Linked DNA regions of Homo sapiens: region 2 is linked to region 1. Evidence: chromatin loops called from intact Hi-C (ENCODE). Cell type or tissue: IMR-90. All regions are shown on one strand. Each heading gives the region's core, and the rest is flanking DNA. Links, peaks and the distances in the headings are about the cores only. Region 1 has its middle 48 kb from the start of CYP4F22. Region 2 overlaps RASAL3 (RAS protein activator like 3).

What was found. A loop is a pair of places that touch in the nucleus more often than their neighbours do. Peaks named below come from ENCODE experiments on the same cell type or tissue, not always from the same donor. Only the 100,000 strongest peaks of a DNase experiment are listed, where the experiment ranks them.
Region 2: it touches region 1 in a loop (3.0-fold over the local background); 55 of 110 quality-filtered maps call a loop at or near these places.

Annotation. Positions count from the first base shown.
Region 1 is chr19:15,554,966-15,557,865 of GRCh38, forward strand. No RefSeq gene overlaps it. Among named protein-coding and RNA genes, the nearest start is that of CYP4F22, 48 kb to the left of the region's middle. RefSeq lists a silencer at 848-907 and an enhancer at 1,368-1,507. In IMR-90, for the core only: CTCF peaks have their summits at 1,045 (motif pointing left) and 1,607 (motif pointing left); DNase peaks (open chromatin) are centred at 976 and 1,586; H3K4me3 peaks cover 403 bases.
Region 2 is chr19:15,451,870-15,454,769 of GRCh38, forward strand. RASAL3 (RAS protein activator like 3) reads right to left here. Exons shown (of 18, transcript NM_022904.3): 12 at 2,788-2,900; 13 at 2,492-2,693; 14 at 2,280-2,398; 15 at 1,238-1,628; 16 at 789-946; 17 at 176-239; 18 at 1-69. Among named protein-coding and RNA genes, the nearest start is that of WIZ, 3.4 kb to the left of the region's middle. RefSeq lists an enhancer at 517-586. In IMR-90, for the core only: a CTCF peak has its summit at 1,487; no DNase peak of the experiment used is centred there; H3K4me3 peaks cover 646 bases.

The sequences.
Region 1 (2,900 bases), core at 225-2,724:
AAACAAGTAATTATCCAGTCCCAAAGGCAACAGTTCTGCTAATTAAAAACCATGAACTGGAGAACCAAAACAAACAAAAAAAAAAAAACAAAAAAAAAAAAACAGAAAAGAAAGCAAAACTTTAAGACTGGGTGAGATCTCATGTGTGCGTGTGTGTGTGCGCGCACGCGCGCGCGCGCGTGTGTGTGTGTGTGTGTGTGTGTGTGTGTGTATGGAGTAAGGGCTTAAGGGAGCCCTGGGGGTGGTCTCCAAAGTTAACCTAACAATTATGAGGCCAGGCGTGGTAGCTCACACCTGTAATCCCAGCACTTTGGGACGCCGGGGTGGGCGGATCAGTTGAGGCGAGGAGTTCCAGACCAGCCTGGCCAACATGGTGAAACTCCATCTCTACTTAAAATACAAAAAATTAGGGCAGGGCGCGGTGGCTGACTCCTGTAATCCCAGCACTTTGGGAGGCCGAGGCGGGCGGATCACGAGGTCAGGAGATTGAGATCATCCTGGCTAACACGGTGAAACACTGTCTCTACTAAAAATAAAAAAAAAATCAGACGGGAGTGGTGGCACGCGCCTGTAGTCCCAGCTACTCGGTAGGGCGAGACAGGAGAATCGCTTGAACCCGGGAGACGGAGGTTGCAGTGAGCCAAGATAGTGCCGCTGCACTCCAGCCTGGGTGACAGAGCGAGACTCGGTCTGAAAAACAAAAACAAAACTTTTTTTTTTGATTGAGTGCTTCCTGTGTGCTCTTTCCATATATTCCCATTTAATCCTCATACTGACTTGTAAGATCACTTTTTATTATTCCGTTTAACAGAGGTAGAAACTGAGCCCCCGAATGAAGTGACTTACCCAAGATCATTCGGTGCGGCCTCAGCGCTGGCGCTGAGTCCTCTTCTGCCCCACCCCTCAGGCTCCCAGTCCTGGTCTAGATCCCTAGCCACGTAGCGTAGAAGGGGGCGTCGACGGGGGTTGGGCTAGAGTTGGAGCGGGGAGGAGATGAGCTAAAGCGGGGCTGGCTGTGCGAGAGGCAGTAGCAGCGGCGTGTGTCCTGGGGCGCCCCCCGGTGGCCTGTGCTGGGGTCGTCGGCCGGGATCCCCTGTTCGACGTACTCCGGGGCTGAATGGGAAACAGACAGTCCCAGACCCTACGTGAGCCACCCGGATCTTGCAGGTGCTGCCTCTCCTACACCCCCCTCCCAACCGAGGGTCTCCAAGAGCGCATCCTTTGCCAAACATCTCCTGGGCCCTTTTCGGCGCAACCTCGCCATCCACTAGCAAACGAAGTTAGCCTTGAGATCCGACATATGTGGGCTCAATCTAGGCTCTTCCTTCCTAGGGGCGGCCTTGGGCACGTGACTGTCCCTCTCTGCACCTCGGCTTTTTCTTGTCATGCGAATAGTCCGGTATCATCATGCTTGTAATGCACACTGAGTTTCCGCCAAGGGCCACGAGGGTGAATAAATGAGAATGAGAAGGGGAGGAGTAAGGTCCCTGGGTCCCCGGAGCCCTGTTACACGTACTGCAAGTGTAATTCTCAAAACACCGAAGTCTGGTCCTGTCGCTGGCGGCTGTGGGACCTCCTTCCTCCTGAGTGTGAAGAACGCTCCCTCTGCTGGACAATTTGGAGATCCATTCTCTATTCGTTCAATTTTGTGTCCGTGCACGTTTGAGCGTGCATGTGTGACCGCGTATGTGTTTGGGTGCATTTGGGTAACAGTGTGTGCATGTGTTGTAGTGTGCACACGAGTGTGTGTAAACGTGTATGTGTCGGTGTGACTGTGTGTGCGCATATGGATGGGTGTGTTGGAAGGAGAGGAGAGGAGAACTCCACTCACTGAGTCACTGTAACTATCCACACACACCAGGCTGTGTTCCTGCTCATGGCTGGAGCCACTGTCAGAGCCCTTGCCTCTGTCCCCAGGTCTGACCTGTGCGGTGCAGGCAGGACATTCTGGAGAAATCATGCCCTTGGAGGAAGCTGTCAGTAATGACTGGTGGGTATTGGTGGATAAATACCCCAGCTCCCTCTCTCTGGGGGTGAAGACTCCCTTGTTCTGGGAGGTGCATGTTCTATTCTGTCTCCCTGAGGTACTAGGCAGGGCTGAGCCCTAGCTACCCACAGTGGAAACTTCCTCAATAAAGGTCCCTTTAACTGCTGCTGCCTTCCCTTCCCCATCCCTCTTCTCCATTGCCCTAATTGTGTTTCCAGGGATCACCTCCCAAAGAAACAACAGGCAGTTGAACTCTTGTCTTATGGTCACCCTCCTGATAGAGGATTTGCACTCAACTCCTTGTATTAAGGTCTAGTTCCAGGGAACCCAAATTAAGACACACATGTGTGCTGGTTCCTCCAATCCCCAGAAGCCTGTCAGTGTGCGCTTTTATTTATTTTTTTTACCAACGATGAATGTGAGGCTCAGAGAGGGCAAATCACTTGCCCAAGGTCACACGGCAGTGAGGGAGTGGCAGAGCCTGGCTTTGACTATGGGCTGTCTGACCACAAGCTGGGTGCTCACTCCTCTCCTGACAGCCTCCTCCCTCCTCAAGGACATGGAAGGAGCAGGGAATAAGTTATAAGTGTAAAATTTGAAAGGGAAATTCTTCCGCTTTCTGCTTCTGCTTCTACCTCTGGCCCAGCAGTTTGGTGTGCTCTTTTTTCAGTTTTTAAAAATTAAAAAACGTTCATATATATATGAACGTTTTCCAATGTATATAAAAGCATTTATGCACACGTTACCGGGTTTTTTTTGTTTATTAAAAAAATTTTTTTTTTGGAGACAGGGTCTCACTCTGTCACCCAGGCTGGAGTGCAGTGGCATGATCTCGGCTCACTGCAACCTCTGCCTCCTGGGTTCAAGTGATTCTACTGCCTCAGCTTCCTGAGTAGCTGGGATTACAGGCACA
Region 2 (2,900 bases), core at 111-2,610, 100 kb before region 1:
AAGCTGCAGGCTCTGGACAGCATCCCTCAGCTGAGCCTGAGTTCTCTCCATCTCATTTAGGCGGTGCTCCTGGGGAGGCAGTGGTGATGGGGTTCAGAAACCAGGAGAGGGCTGCACCGCAACCCTTGCTCCTCCACCGCCCAGACCTGCCCCAGGGCTCAGATGGCAATCTCACCAGGTTTTTCAGACTGTGCCCTTCATTGCTTGTTAGGTTGTGCTCTGAATCAAACTCTGAGCTCCTGTGGGGGTCGGGGGATTGGGGCGAAGGGCAGAGGCTAAGGAAGTCCCTTCCAGCTCCTGGTGGGAGTGCCAGGGACTCCGGGGGCGGAGCTTGGAGTGGAGGCGGAGCTTGTCCAGACTGAGGGGCGGGGCCTAAATATGCTTGAAGAAGGGTCGGACCAGAGACGGGAATGGTTGGAATGACAGGACCTATCAATCATCCCTTGGAGGTGGGGTTTGGCCAGTCCTGGGTGGGGTCGTGACTGAGCTGGAGGGAGTGCCCAGGCTGAGATATCTCAGTGCCCGGCCCAGCCAGGTTGGGAGGGGCTGATGGAGGGGTGGGGCCTGGATGAGAGAATCTGCCAGGGTCCTAGGCCGACCTTCGTTGGGTGGGTCCACCTGGGGGCGGGGCTTGCCAAGAGGCAGGGCCTGGACAGACTTATTGGGGCGGGGCCAGGGTGGGGCTTGGCCGTGCTAGGCGTGGTTTGGGGGGGGGGGGGAGGGCCTGGTCAGATCTAATTGGATCGGGCCCACCTGGGGGCGGAGCTAATGGAGAGGGCTGGGCTCACCCAGCACGGAGCCTGGAGTCCAGATCCTGCAGCTGGCCCCGCAGCTGCTCCTGCTGCTCCGTCAAGGCCCGGATTTGGGTGCTCAGCGACTCCACGAGGCGGGACAGCACTTTCTGCTCCTCACGCAGAGCGGCCACCTCGCACTGCAGCTCTGCCAACTGTGGTGGGAGAGCAGCTGTAATCTGACCCGTTGTCCCGCCCCTGTGTCTCCCCGGAGACCCTGACCTCCCAGGCCCAAGCGCTCAGCGTCATCACCGGCCTGCCTAGTTGGGGAACATCCCTCCTGCGGTACAGCTGGGGAGACTGAAGCTCAGAGAGGGTCGGGCTAGGCCTGGGGTCACACAGCACAGCGAGCTGGGTACTTGAACCCAGACTTGCCTGGCCCTTCAGTCTTCCCCAGTCGCGTCCCTGTTCCCACTCCCCAGGCGCGGACCTGGGCCTGACCTTACCTTGTTCACAGGTCGGTGCGTGCCCAGTGCCTGGTTTCGGTCTTGCGGCTGGTCCATTTGGCGCTGCCAGGGTACCGACGGCTTCCGAGGCAGCGAGGCGGAGTCCCGGGTCCAAGGCCGGGCGCGGGGCGCTGGTCCCATGCTCAGGGAGCCTTTGGGTCGCGGCCAGGGCCCCGCAGATTGGCGGCGGCGGGCAGGACGCCGGACCGGGACACTCTGCGTGCGCTGCACCGGCCGGGGCCGCCGCAGGGGCCGCTCTTCGTCCGGCCGTGGCCGGGCCCAACTCTCTGAGCGGCGAACGCTGCGCAGAGACTGGCTCTTGGAGATGAGAGGGGTGTGCTTGGGGAGGTCCCGGGGGGCCAGGAAGCCGGGCTTCTCCCCTGCGGAGAGGCTAGGGGTGGGATGGAGGATCTTAGACCCTCCACTGGCCCCTGAGACGACCCCATCCCGACCTGACCAGAAGTGACCTCACCCCCCACGTGAACTTGTCCTTTCTTTTTTTTTTTTGAGACAAGGTCTTGCTCTGTCGCCCAGGCTGGAGTGCAGTGGCTAGATCATAGCTCACTGCAGCCTTGAATTCTGGAGCTCAAGCTATTCCCCAGCCTCAGCCTCCCAAATATCTAGGACTACCAGCACATGCCACTATACCCAGGTAATTTTTTTTTTTTTTGGTAGAGATGGGGTCTCCCTATGTTGCCCAGGCTTGTCTTAAGTTCCTGGCCTCAAGTGATCCTCCTGCCTCAGCCTCCCAAAGTGCTGGGATTACAGGCATGAGCCACTGAGCCTGGCTCCTGTCCTTGACTTCTGACTATAATACTGTCCTCTCTATGACCCTTGACATCTCTCCACCCTAACCTCTCCTCTCATCCCCGACCTCAAACACACTGTGACCTTTGACCCAACCCTTTCTATAACCTGTGATTCCCGTCTGACCCTGGGCTTGACCTCTGCTCACAATGATCCAACTTCACCTCTGACCCCTGTCTGAGCCCTGCTCCTTCCTGTTCCCACCCATCAGACCCCAGACCAGACTTGAGGTTACCTGGAGTGGACCTGGGCCGGGGGCAGTGGGAGACGCATTGGCACTGACACAAGCACAGGCTGGCCCTCCTCAATGGCTCGCAGGATGGTGGGCAGTGGTTCCAGGGTGTCTCGGGTTGTCTGGTGAGGCATGCAGGACAGAGACTGAGCAAAGTCTCCAGGGTCAGAGTCTCCCAAGCCTTCTTGCCTCCCTACTCTGGGTTCAGGCCATACCTGGTCAAGCTCAGCAAAAATTGTACAGAGCTGGGCATGCAGGACAGCTAACTGGAGGGCCAGATCACCACTGCCCTGGTAACCACTGGGGGCAGCATCCACATCCACCATGGCTACCTGGTCCAGGAAGCATTGCATGGCTGGTCCATGTTCCTCCAGGAAGCTATTCATGAAGCCCATGTAGGCCTCCTTCTCACCGAACCTGGATCAGGGCCAGGCTGGGTGGGTCAGGTCAGGCACCTGCCACCCCCACACTCCCAGCATGGTCCCCCCACCCCTAGCTTCCCAGCACCTACGGGGCACGGTTGGCGAGGTTCTGGATGACCTTGGCAATCAGTGTGAGGGTGCGGGCTGGGCCGGGTGCTGGATGGTCTGGTGCCAAACCAAAGAGGCTGGGTGCCAGGATGGC